Regions from separate parts of the Homo sapiens genome. Here regions 2 and 3 are each linked to region 1. The links are chromatin contacts, found by Hi-C or POLR2A ChIA-PET in ENCODE. All regions are on one chromosome and are shown on one strand. Each heading gives the region's core, a stretch centred on a gene start or an enhancer-like site at or near the end of the contact. The rest is flanking DNA. Distances are from core to core; before and after follow the strand shown.

Region 1 (4,426 bases), core at 792-3,291:
AGAAAAAAGCAGTTATTATAGGAGATGACAGCTCCATTCATGTTACTGCCCCTGAAAACCTTCCAGTAGGACAAGATGTGGAGGAAGAAAAGAGTGATATTGATGCTCCTGACCCGGTGTAGGCACAATGTGTGTGTCTTAGTTTATAACAACAAAAAAAATTTTTACAGGAAAAAGCTATAGAATAATGTAAGGGAATAAAGAAAATATTTTTATATAGCTATACAACACATTAGCATTTTAAGCTAAGTGTTATTACAAAAGAGTGGGCCGGGTATGGTGGCTCACGCCTGTAATCCCAGCACTTTGGGAGGCCAAGGCCAGGTGGATCACAAGGTCAGGATATCGAGACCATCCTGGCCAACATGGTCAAACCCCATCTCTACTAAAAATACAAAAATTAGCTGGGCGTGGTGGCGCACTCTTGTAGTCCCAGCTACAGGCGCGCACCACCTGGGAAGCTGAGGCAGGAGAATCGCTTGAACTCAAGAGGTGGACGTTGCAGTGAGCTGAGATTGCGCCACTGCACTCCAGCCTGGGTGACAAGAGCAAAACTCTGTCTCAAAAATGAGAGACAGAGAGAATAAACTCCGTCTCAAAAAAAAAAAAAAAAGGTCAAGGAGTTAAAATTAATTTAAAAGTTTATAAAGTTAAAAAAGCACAGTAAGCTAAGGTTATTACCTTATTTTTAATAAACTTAGACTAAGCATACCGCATTTATAAAGTCTACAGTAGTGTACAGTAATACCCTAAATAATATCGTAGGCCTTCACACTCACATACCACTCACTGACTCACTTAATAGCTACCGACAGCCCTGCAAGCTCCATGCGTAAGTGCCCTATTCAGCTGTACCATGTTTTCTTTTACACTATATTTTTACAGTATCTTTTCTGTGTTTAGATACACACCATCCTTTTACAACTGCCTACAGTATTTAGTAGTTATACTGTACAGGTCTGTAGACTAGGAGTAACAGGCTATCCCATACGGCCCAGCTGTGTAGGTTTGTGCAAGTACACTATGATGTTCACACAACCACGAAACGGCCCAACCATTTCTCATAACTATACCAGTTCTTAAGGGGAGCATGGCTGTATTAAGCCACCACCTTTTTTGTTGTTGTTGTGGTCGTTGTTGAGACGGAGTCTCACTCTGTAGCCCAACCTGGAGTGCAGTGGGCGATCTTGGCTCACTGCAACCTCTGCCGCCAGGGCTCAAGCGATTCTCGGGCCTCAGCCTCCCGAATAGCTGGGATTACAGGCGCGTGCCACCACGCCCAGCTAATTTTTTGTATTTTAGTAGAGAAGGGGTTTCACCATGTTGCCCAGGGTGGTCTCGAACTCCTGAGCTCAGGAGATCTGCCCGCCTCGACCTCCCAAAGTGCTGGGATTACAGGCGTGAGCCACCGCGCCCGGCCTAAATTATCACCTTTTAAGACCAGCATCCCTGGCAACCCCCCAAGTCTCAGCTCCTAGTAACAGAAAGACCCCTTCCACAGAAGCTGAAGGGTGGACCCAATGAATTGGTGTGAGAAACTCCATGCCACTTTACCAGCGCACTCTTCGCTGAAGTTTATGCGACTGTCATAGTGGGGACCGAAGCTGTTCAAAAGGAAGTAGATTATCCTTCCCCTACGTACGTGGGAAGGGGGAGGCTCTGGGTTATCAAGAGGGTGAAGTGGGAGAGCCAAGCGGCCCACCCACAGGCGGATTCCAGGGCGGCTGGACGCACAGCCCCCAGCAGCCGGAGCCCAACAGCTGAGGTCGCCGCCCCTAGACAGCCCGCGCTCCAGCCAGCTCAGGGACCCAGCGGCTAAGCCTTCTGTCCTCCCAGCTTCCCACGCAAGTTCCGCCAGGCCAGAGGGAACGAACGACGAGACCCTGCAGCTTTGGTGGCTGAGAACCTCACCTCACCGCGCTACCGCGCAGCTTCTTACCGCGCACGAATCCCCCAGAGCAGCCGAGTTGGCGAGCCGGGGAAGACCGCCCTCCTGCGGTATTGGAGACCGGAAGCACATAGTGCCCGAGAGCGCGTCACTTCCGGCGTCACAGACGGTCTTTACAAGCGACTCGTGGGCGTCAATACTGGGCTGAGTTTGTGGCGCGCTTAGTGATGGGATGGCCCTGTGCAGGACGCCGACACGAAAAGATGAAGAGTTCAATCCGTGCTGTCTGAACTCACAGTGTAGCAGGCGAGATAGACGGGAAGATCGGTAGGGTGGGAGATGCCGGAAAGGCTTCCCGTGAGACTGGATAAGAAATCAAAAATCTGGTGAAATTGCCGGCAAGAGGGAGTTAAGGACATTCCAGGCAGAGGCAAGGTAAAGGCGCGGTGGGAGTGGGTCACTGTGATAAAAGTCTGAAAAGGACATTTGGGGGCTCTCTTGGGTGAGAGGCAGTGCCTCATGTCCCCCCTTCAGTGCTCGTTGAGCATTCAATTAAAATGTTAACACTTTGTAGCCAAACAAGTTCTCTTTTTAAGAGGAAAACCCTGGATTTCCAAACGGCTCATTTTCTGTAGCTTCTTGCAAATGGATACCACCACCAGCTGTGCCTAGTGAAAAAATGCAATTTACCAGGACCACTACTCTCAACAGTTTGCTCAATCCATTTAACCTTTTGAATATTTGTCCACTTCTTTTTATCTCTGTTGGCACCTCCTCCCTTGTCCCATATTGTACCTGTAGTTCTACAACTGGTCTGGGGATTCATTCTGCCCCAACTCCCTGAAATCCATTTTCCGTGTCGTAGGAACGGAACTTTTGAAAATGTAAATCATTACATTTAAAGCAGTACTGCTGTACTGCTTTAAACTCTCCCTTCGCTTCCCATTGTTTTAGGATGAAATTCGAACTCCTTATGAAGTCCCTGCCTACTTCCCTAGCCTCACCTTGCTCAGTCTCTCCTTTGAGCTCCGTGCATAGGATCATTTTTTCAATTTCTCAAATGCCGTGTGTACCTTGCCATCTCCAGGCCTTTACATTTGCTAGTCTCTTTGTATGGTACTCCTTTTCTTCTTCCAGTTACTTTCTACTCACCCTTCAAGGCTTTAAGTATTTTATTCTCAAGAAAGCCTTCCAGCCCCCTACCCCCATACTAGACCAATCCCCTACTGTGTGCTCACGGCAGTCTATACTTTCTTATGACACGGTTCACATTTGTAATTACACAATAATTGTGTAAGTTTATTGTATCCTCATTGCCTGGTACATCCTTGGTGCTCACTGCGTATTTGTTTTTTTGTTTTGTTTTGTTTTGTTTTTTGAGAAGGAGTTTGGCTCTTGTCGCCCAGGCTGGAGTGCAATGGCGCGATCTCGGCTCACTGCAACCTCTGCGTCCCGGGTTCAAGCGATTCTTCTGCCTCAGCCGCCCAAGTAGCTGAGATTACAGGCGCCCGCCACCGCGCCCGGCTAGATTTTGTATTTTTAGTAGTGATGGGATATCGCCATGTTGGCCAGGTTGGTCTCAAACTCCTGAGTTAGGCGATCCGCCCACCTCTTCCCTCCAAAGTGCTGGGATTACAGGCGTGAGCCACCGCGCCTGGCCCTCGTATTTGTTAAGTAAATGAAGAATAAGTACTTTGCGATGTTTGTTTAAAGCAAACTAGAAAGTGGCCCAGTTTTCTTTAAGAGAAGGGATTTTAAAGTCAGTGCTTGTAGGAATGTTGAGATTTGGTATGGTACATATCACAAATACCGTAGTTCATATGGTGGAGAAAGTTTTAAAAGACAACAAACAAACAACAGCAACTTCCAGCTCTTGAAGATAGGGAACTTCCTAAAAGATGTGTGGTAGTGCTGCCCATACTGTAATGATCTCAACCAGCTGGTTTCAGGGTAGTGACATTTCATGAAGAGGTTTTATCTTTGGTAGATGCAAGGTACTTACACATAACATACCACTAGAGGGCGCATTTAACTAAAACTTTTCTTTTTAGTGGTATATTGCATTTTAAACTGTAGGTCGTTCATTCTTGGAAGCAAAGGAACATACCGATTTCTTTTTGTAGCGGTATGTCCAATAAAGATTAGTAGTTGAGCAAATAGGGCGTAGAATAAGTCCTTTGGAATTCGGAGGAAACTATTGCTACTAATAGCTAACTTTACTGAACATTTTATAGGTGCCAGCAGTATGCTTAATGGTTTGCATTCGTTACCTAATTAGTCCACTCAGTATTCTGTGAGGTTGGTACTATTATTTTCTCCATTTTGCAATGAGGGAATAAATTCACAGAGCTGACGTAACTTATCCAAGGTCAGACAGCTAATAAGAGGTAGAGTCAGGATTTGAACCAAGATCTCAATCCAAACCTGTGTGCTCTGCTACTTTGAAATACTGCAGAGGATTGTTTGTCTACTTGATCCACTTTAAAACACTTTACTAAGTTATCCTTGCCCAAATTCGATTTTTTTTTTTTGGAAAGT
Region 2 (4,096 bases), core at 963-3,462, 5.8 Mb after region 1:
AAAATAAAAACGACAGAAAGAACATGTGTACATGCCAAGAGTGGGCACTAATACTGTTCATTGGTGTACCGTACTGTGTGCTTTTTAGACTAAAAGATTTTCCAATGTTATAGTGAAGCCTATGAAATACCAACTACTCTAACAAGTTTTTATCCCATAAACCAAACAGATAGGAGTAAAAGATATGGGAATACATTTTCAATTTCATTGAATAGTAAGAATATTTCTGCTTGAAACATTCCTAGCCTGGCTCTCATTTCTACAATAGGAAACAGGATAAAAAGGGTGGCCTACACACCCTTTGAAATTCCATTTCTGAAATCACTGTCTTATTCTCGAATGTTAGAACTTTTTATGAGATCTGACATATTCTCAAGCAGCTGTGAAGTGCATTAAGGTATCAATGAGTATCCCCATCTACCTCTTCCCTCCCACTTTTCCAAAAATACAGCTGTCTTTGGAGACTTAAATGGTAAAAATCAACAGATAAAGGAGTCCTAGACAGATATGCAAAGTCACCTTAAGGATCAAAGCTGCAGAATAAGACATGGCAGTATGAGCATAATATAATAATAATTGATATTAGTAAAAGAACTCATCAATATAAATGGAGTGTGGATGGTCAGAAAAAGAAGAAAGTAAAAGAAAGCAAGATAAATATTGGCAATGCCTACTTAAATATCCATTGCCACGATAGGGATAACCTAGCTTCATGCTACCAACCATTCAGAATCGTAATTAATCCCCCATGCAGGAAGAAAAAAATATGATACTGGGATATGGGAGAAGGTCATCAAGCCTAGATTTGAAACCAGGATATAAAGAGCTGGAGTTACAGGCACCTACCACCATGCTCGGCTAATCTTTGTATTTTTAGTAGAGACGGGGTTTTACCTTGTTGCCCAGGCTGGTCTCAAACTCCCGGCCTCAGGTGATCCACCCACCTCGGCCTCCCGAAGTGCTGGGATTACAGGCGTGAGCCACCACACTCGGCCAGCGTTTTCCCTTAGACTCGAAATTTCGCTCCTATCGTCCCATCCTTGTAGTAAGAAAGTACTCTTTCTAAGGTTTAATAACAAATTTTACTCTTGGCAATTACAAGGAAATCGACTATATTAAAATAGCTAACGAGAGGAAATTACTGAAGCTACAAAGTCAAAGTCTCATAATCAAAGTTATCCTTGACAACTGACAAGAGTTGTTAGATCTTCTATTGGTCTTTCTGCTAATTCAACCCTAGTCTTAAAACAAAAATAGCCTCCTATTGCCTAATCCCTTGTACACACAAAACCACTGCACTTCGGTATTTCTAATACGAGAAAGTTTCTATATATCCAACCTTTCCTATCTTTGAGGGGCAGGCATGGTTAACGTGGTTCTCAGTAAGATATTCATTTACAACCAAGAGAAAATCCCAGGCTATCATCTCACATTCTTGTTTTACTTTAAAAACCTTTCTAACGTCATTTATTCTCTGACAACCTCAAAATTACTTTCTACAAAGCAAACTCTAGAAATCTAAAAATGCGAAGTGCGTGCTTGTGAGAAGGTACTAAGGAAATTCTTCCTTTAAACGTCAAATGTGAATTCTAACTTCTAATGAGTAAGACCCTCGAGATTTACAGCGGTGGTCTGGTGGAAAGAAAACCCTTGGCACTAGTAGCTCACAAAACCCCAGCCCATGGTTGAGGCGGAAGCGGCCAGATGCTCCCGGGCTTTCGACAAGCCGCCCTGGAAAGCAGGCCCGTCATCTTCAGCGGAAAGCTCTCTCACGTCTGGGCCCGCAAGCCCGGAGGGTTCGTCATAAACACACAAGGCAAGGATAGAAGCGAGGCCGAGGGGCTGGTCACGCAACTGTCAAACGAAGCCCACCCACCGACTGACAAGGCCCCAAGGGGACAAGCGATCCCCGCGCGGGATACTCACCCGTTACCTCAGGATCGCGACTACAACTCCCAGGAGGCTGCGCGAGCGACGGACCAACGCCCTTCCCAGAATGCAGCACAGCTGCATCCCTACCCCGCCCTCTCCTTTCTCCGCTCCTCCTGCTTTTCTACCCGTCGTCACCCGGGAGAGCCGGAGGTAGGGTTCGGGAGGAGGATCCCGAAGGCTCGGCGTGTCGCGTCAGACGCCGGGAGGGGGACGGGGCGGGGAGTAGTGGGGGAGAATGGGAGGACGAAGGGGAGGGGAAAGGACAGGGGAGGGGAGGGTAAATAGTGGGCCAGGCAGGAAGATGGCGGCGGTAGCGGAGGTGTGAGTGGACGCGGGACTCAGCGGCCGGATTTTCTCTTCCCTTCTTTTCCCTTTTCCTTCCCTATTTGAAATTGGCATCGAGGGGGCTAAGTTCGGGTGGCAGCGCCGGGCGCAACGCAGGGGTCACGGCGACGGCGGCGGCGGCTGACGGCTGGAAGGGTAGGCTTCCTTCACCGCTCGTCCTCCTTCCTCGCTCCGCTCGGTGTCAGGCGCGGCGGCGGCGCGGCGGGCGGACTTCGTCCCTCCTCCTGCTCCCCCCCACACCGGAGCGGGCACTCTTCGCTTCGCCATCCCCCGACCCTTCACCCCGAGGACTGGGCGCCTCCTCCGGCGCAGCTGAGGGAGCGGGGGCCGGTCTCCTGCTCGGTTGTCGAGCCTCCATGTCGGATAATCAGAGCTGGAACTCGTCGGGCTCGGAGGAGGATCCAGAGACGGAGTCTGGGCCGCCTGTGGAGCGCTGCGGGGTCCTCAGTAAGGTGAGCAACCCCTGGTGCCAAGGGACCCCTGGCCAGACTCACCTGCAGCGAGGCAATCCGCTGAGGCGGTGGGGTGGGGCTGGCGGGAGGCGCGGAACGTGCCGGGGTGCGAGGCTGAGTGTTGCTGCAGCGACTAGGGATGAGGCGGGGATATAGGGGCACTGTCCTTGTTGCCCGGGGGCTCGTCGGGGGCAGCCGAGGACCAGGGAAAGGGTGTATAAACCTGAGATCCAGTTTGGGAGGCCAGATGCGCGCCGTGACTTGGGACTTAGGGCGGCAGCTGTCCCGGGTGTAAGGAATCCGGGTTGGGCTTCAGCGGTGTCCGAACGACTGGGCATGGGAGCGGTTCAAGTCGGACCTCTTAAAAGAGGTTGGTCTCTCTGAGGATGCCAAGCCGAGTAGGTTGGGGGGCACTGCGGACGCAACTCTTTCGACAGAAGCTGGAGCGACTCAGCTTGGTGTTGAAATTTGAGGTGTTGAATTCTGCTAGGTTAGATGTAGTGAGACAGATGAATGTGGAGGACTTTCTCCCTCACCCTGTACCTTAGTTCAGAATAGAGATATTGAATCGGCACATGATGGGTACAGGAAATATTCATAGTAACTTGGAACATGTGAGAATGGAGACTGATCTTTAGTCCAGGAAGAGCATTACTTAATAATAAAATATTTTTGCGGTAAGGGGTCGAGGGTAAGGAAAAGATGTTTTATCTTTTATATATTTTTTAAAATCCCTGTATCAAAATTTTAGCAAAGCAGTCATTATAGGACTGCAGGTGGATGATCTCTTGATATTACATAGTTGTGGGGATTTTTTTTTTAAGTTTTTGCTGTAAGAAGATTCACGTAGCCTTTTTGACTTCTCTCTCCCTTCCTGTTAAACTTTTTTAGACATGGCTGGAGCTAGCAGTTAACTTGGAGAGGGGGAGCTGGGCCAGTCCCTCAACAAGCTGGTCATAAGATACTATGTCATGTGCAGCCAGTGGCTATTAAGAAATCACCCTGTTTCCAGTATTCATATTTGGCAAATCACTTGGACATTATTTGTGGAATTGTTTCATATTAGGCTTTTATAATGTCTAGAAAGCTAATGAGAAGGGGGCCAGGAAAGGCATGAGTAGTCAGAACTAAGGATTGCAAGTGTTGACTTTTATTTGTATAGCAGCAAAATTATGTTGTATATTGATGCTGTGATCATTCTTGAAATTTCAGTGCAAGGTTTTCAGTAACGAGAAGCTCCTCAGGATTTCTTTAGATTAAATGTATCCTGTAATTTAGGAATCTCTATTGAACACATTGTGTAGTAGGTATACATTTTCAGTTGGTAATAGGAAGTGGGTTACTTGCTTCTCAGTGATTTTGGTAGT
Region 3 (4,359 bases), core at 1-2,500, 6.0 Mb before region 1:
ATTCCTACCCAAGAAACCTGAAACTTCAAAAACTTTTCCTAACAAACCACAGATGAAAAGGACAAAGTATGATTTACCCCTTCATTTCCACTTCTTTTCTGGAGCCAGCTTCCCAAATTCCTGAACAGCAGTCTTAACTTACTGGTTAGTTGGAGGAGCGGTCAACGGTATGGCCACCTCTTCCTCCTCGTATTCTGGTCCATCCAGAGAGTCACCTTCGTCCACTGTCCCGAGGCCCGCCCCCAAAGGGGGCAGGTAAGGGGGAGGGGGCAGAGGGGGAAAACCGCCGCCTGGCCCGAGAGTCTCAGCAAGCAACGAAGTGGGCAGTTTGGTGAGAGCCATGTCTCCACTAGGTCCAGCAACAGCAGCACCGGCCACGCCAGCAGCAGCACCAGCTACGCCAGCAGCAGTACCTCCCCCTGTCAGTCCAGCTCCCCCCAGTGCCCCTGCCACAGACCCGGCTCCTAGGAACTCTGACCCCAAAGCGGCTCCGCCACCCAGAGTTCCAGCCACTCCGGTCTCCACCAGCCCAGGATAGGGGGCGGCTGCCACAGGCAGGGCCGCGGGTATCTTCACCCGACACACTGCGGGATAGGCACTGGAGCCCGCTGCCGCGCCGCCTCCTCCAGCTCCGGCTGTTACCGGGCCGCCCTCCTCACTGCCGGCCTCGGCCGCCATCATGTTGAAGCCCGCTCTACTCTGCCCTACCCTGCCCGCCCGGGAGCCCCAGGGGCCACCAGGCCCGGGCTCCGAGCAGCCCCACCCAGACGCGTCTCCCCTTCAGCTCCCCAGGCTGAGGAAACAACAACAAAAGGAGAGAGCCCGCCGCCGCGCCCCCTCCTAGGGCCACAGCCCAGGCTCCCCAGCTGCCTGGGTTACGGGAAGCCAAGTGGGCAAAAAACCCAACGCCTGCACAAACGCCACCCAAACCTCACCGCACACACCCACACTCACGCACACAAACACATGTACAGAAGCGAAAACTTCCTCGCTGCACTAAAGAGGAAAGGAAGCACAGGGAAAGAGGCTGAGGCTGCTACCGCTCCTTCAGCCGCCACCACCGCTTCTTCACCACCCCAGTTCCGGCCACCCACACCGCAGCCACCGCCGGTGCCGCTGCTGAGGCTGGGGCCACTGCAGCCGCTTCATCCTCCACCAGGCAGATGAGAGGGGTGGGGGGGCAAGAGAAAGGGGGGCGGGGTAACGAGGAAATCGACTGAACTGCTCACTACCTGGAGCTCTCAGTGAGTGAAACGGGAGAGAGAGAAAGGAAGGCGGGGCAGGGGAGGAGGGACGGAGGGAAGGAAGGGCGGAGAAGGGAGAGGGCAGCTTGTGCGCAGGCGCGTTCCCGGAGCGGGGGCGGGGGGCCGGGCCGGGAGGAAAAGGAAGAGTCCAGAGGGAAGGAAGCGGCGGGGACGCGCGGTGCGTGGTCGCGCTTGCTGTCCTCCTCCGGTTCCAAGCGTGTGGCGGCGCGGCCGCATCTCCTGTTGGCGTGGCCGGCGGCGCGCGCCTGTCTCCCGGGGCTTTGTTTGATGGGCGGGAGAAGAGGGAAGGGTACCTGAGCACGCGGGTGCTTGGCGCTGTTAAAGCCGGAGAGACCAGAGGGGGACCAGGAGGCGGTGGAGAGGAAGGAGGGGGAAAGGGAAAGGAAAATGCCCAGAAACTAGTTCCGTACTTCCTGACCAGTGGAAAAAACAGCCTTAACCAGCAGCGCAGAAACCGGGCAGGGGTCAGGTAGCTTTGAAGATCGGGGCAGTACTATTAATGTTTTCTTTTTCGTTGCATGCTATAAATCACTATGACTATCTCACACACACACAGTTAAAATAGATTCTGAAACTCCAAAACGAAATAAAGGGCACCATATGAGAAGGGTGAAGAATTTGAGTAGAAATAGTGGTTATGAAGTAAGATTTCTACCAGTATTTGCATACGTTTTTCTTTATCAACTGTCTCATATACTTACCTATGCCATTATAAGTCTGTTGGATACTGATGAAGAGGAGGAGGTGCCACAGAAAACACTAATCAATGCACTTTTGTCCTGGTTTGTGTGCAAAAGACTGCAGGACGTGATCCACAATGCAAGCACCTTCAACAAGTCAAATGTCAAGAATGTCCCAGAATGCTAGTTATAATTATATATCGTTTCAAAAGTAGCAATAAACTGAAAACTCATTTTTAATACAATTAAGGAGAAGGGTGTTATTTTGTCTTTTACACTAAAATGTATACAAACTATGCATTCATGTAGAGGGAGCTTCCCATGGTTTGAAATTAACAATATTGTTAAATTCTCCCAGGAGTGATCCCACATTAAATACCATTGGATATTGATCTTTGAGATCAATATTTTCTGTGCTAAGGATGATCAAACTAACACTCAGGATGGCAAGTGGCTGTGATAGAAACCCAGGAAAAAGAGAAAAGACCACTAAAAGACGTGACAAGATACAGGCAATGCATTGCCTTTGTAAGTTTGCACAGGCCTATTTACCTAGTCAATGACAACAATCCAACTTGATTAGGAGTAGTCCTGGGGCCTCCATTACGCATATCTCTTAGCAGTGTGCTACCTGGGAGAAGGAAGATGGACCAGTCACAGGAGCTAGAGTTCTCAAAGTGAATTCAGGCCGCAACATCCTAGGAATTCAGAAATGCCACCTCAGACCTTCTGAATCAGAAAATATGCAGCGATCCATTTTAACAAACCCTCCAAGTGATTGTTTGCACACTTAAGTTTGAGAACCACTATATTAATGTATAGTATACTAATCAAGAAGGAGGTATGCAATACCTAAAAACGGTTCTGAAAGAAATAATAAATGTCATTCATTAGGTGGGTAGGTAAAATAGGCGGGTTTTGAGTTGCCAAGCTCTGTGCTGTTCTAGAAATGAGAATGAAGTAGTTCCATAATACTTAATAATGAAGTACTACTTATGGTGGCCTCCCTGAGAACAGTTTTCTTTTAAACTTAGACCCTCAGTTAGACAAGACTATCAAAATACCTACTCTACTTACTGTCTGCTGTGTGAACACCAAGTGCAACAATCCCAACAAATCTTAATATAGCCTGTGCTTGAAAACCTCCAGTGTGTTAGCATCCCAATCCTCCAACATTCCTGTCCCAGTCACCACTGTCAGCCCTTGAATGCAGGACATTGAACTGGCAGGTTATCACCGGCTCTTGGTTATCACTGATTTCTAAATGTTCACACACCCTCTGTATGTTGCCTGGGAGTCCAGGTGAGGCTCACTACTCTTACTGCAGAATTACCTCCTCCTTTTTGACAATTCTTTAGCACTTGTAAAGGTCAATATTTAATGCAGTCTAACACCTATCAAATGCTCAATTAAATGTTTTCTAGACTTTTAGGTGTATGTACCTACAAAACTGTACTGCAAATACAACCTGTGGTCTATTCTACTGCCTAGCCCAGTCCTAGGCAACCTCAGTATGCTACTTTGAACAGATCTTCATCCTTTTAACAAATACCAAATTTGATCAGCTCCCATCTTTGGAAATCAATTTCTTAACCAGTAGGAAATAACTACTATGTCTATTTGTAAATCAGCCTTATACCAATATCTTACCTAGTTTTTGTTTAGCCTTAGAGTTAGCCCTGTTCTTTTCCTCCAAAGAAATTGCCACATATTTTTATGAGGTATTTTCAGATATTTAATATATTCCTATTATTGGATAGATCTAGGCTCTAATCTTTACTATTGCTTGTGTACTTTCTGAATCTCAAATACGTTGTCTATCTTTATTTTCATTTTTTCCAAAAGGATTTAATGTTTCTACTTAATTTTTGTCCATTGCCTTTCTTTTCTACCCACCTTAACTTTCTGCCCAGTTAACAAAGGGAAGTAAACTATCTTAATTAAATTCACAGATATTAAACAGGGAGGTATTGAAAAACAGAATAGTACACAAAAGAAAGAAAATTCAAAATATATTTTACCTTTAGTAAAATAAGCTATTATATCTGTGATTTTAGAAAAGTTACTCTGGATCTTGAAACATAGTATTTAATGAAGACTAAATAATAAAAAGTGCTGGACAAAAACTTGTGTATGAAAAGAAACTGAAAATTTAAGAAATGAAGTTGGCTCATTCTGGTTTCATTGGCAACTGAAATATGAATGTGGCCGGGTGCGGTGGCTCACGCCTGTAATCCTAGCACTTTGGAAGGCCGAGGCGGGCAGATCACAAGGTCAGGAGATCGAGACAATCCTGGCTAACACTCCAGCCTGGGTGACAGAGCAAGACTCTGTCTCAAAAAAAAAAAAAAGAAAAAGAAATATGAATGTACTACGTTCCAAAATATTTTATAGTTTTGATATCTTGAGTATGT

What was found. A loop is a pair of places that touch in the nucleus more often than their neighbours do. ChIA-PET counts read pairs that join two places held with the same protein, here RNA polymerase II (POLR2A). Pooled maps may share reads with other maps.
Region 2: a map of CD8-positive, alpha-beta T cell shows a loop between it and region 1 (21-fold over the local background). The contact joins the promoter of CERT1 here to the promoter of CKMT2-AS1 in region 1. A Hi-C loop is called at or near these places in 1 of 168 maps with a recorded cell type or tissue (CD8-positive, alpha-beta T cell) and 7 of 50 pooled maps. POLR2A ChIA-PET finds 5 or more read pairs at or near these places in 1 of 52 experiments (OCI-LY7).
Region 3: a pooled map shows a loop between it and region 1 (6-fold over the local background). The contact joins the promoter of RASA1 here to the promoter of CKMT2-AS1 in region 1. A Hi-C loop is called at or near these places in 5 of 50 pooled maps.

The regions. Positions count from the first base shown.
Region 1 is chr5:81,299,184-81,303,609 of GRCh38, reverse strand. CKMT2-AS1 (CKMT2 antisense RNA 1) reads left to right here and starts at 2,041. Exons shown (of 2, transcript NR_034123.1): 1 at 2,041-2,323. It overlaps ZCCHC9 (zinc finger CCHC-type containing 9), which reads right to left and starts at 2,023. Exons shown (of 6, transcript NM_001131035.2): 1 at 1,912-2,023. RefSeq lists enhancers at 715-1,504, 1,512-1,691, 1,842-1,941, 1,505-2,294.
Region 2 is chr5:75,509,745-75,513,840 of GRCh38, reverse strand. CERT1 (ceramide transporter 1) reads left to right here and starts at 2,212. Exons shown (of 17, transcript NM_001379029.1): 1 at 2,212-2,729. The coding sequence starts at 2,634. POLK (DNA polymerase kappa) reads right to left here and starts at 1,950. Exons shown (of 15, transcript NM_016218.6): 1 at 1,927-1,950. RefSeq lists enhancers at 1,656-2,035, 2,786-2,855.
Region 3 is chr5:87,264,774-87,269,132 of GRCh38, reverse strand. RASA1 (RAS p21 protein activator 1) reads right to left here and starts at 1,250. Exons shown (of 25, transcript NM_002890.3): 1 at 143-1,250. The coding sequence starts at 681. RefSeq lists enhancers at 479-528, 286-1,173, 1,227-1,521 and silencers at 709-888, 1,229-1,478.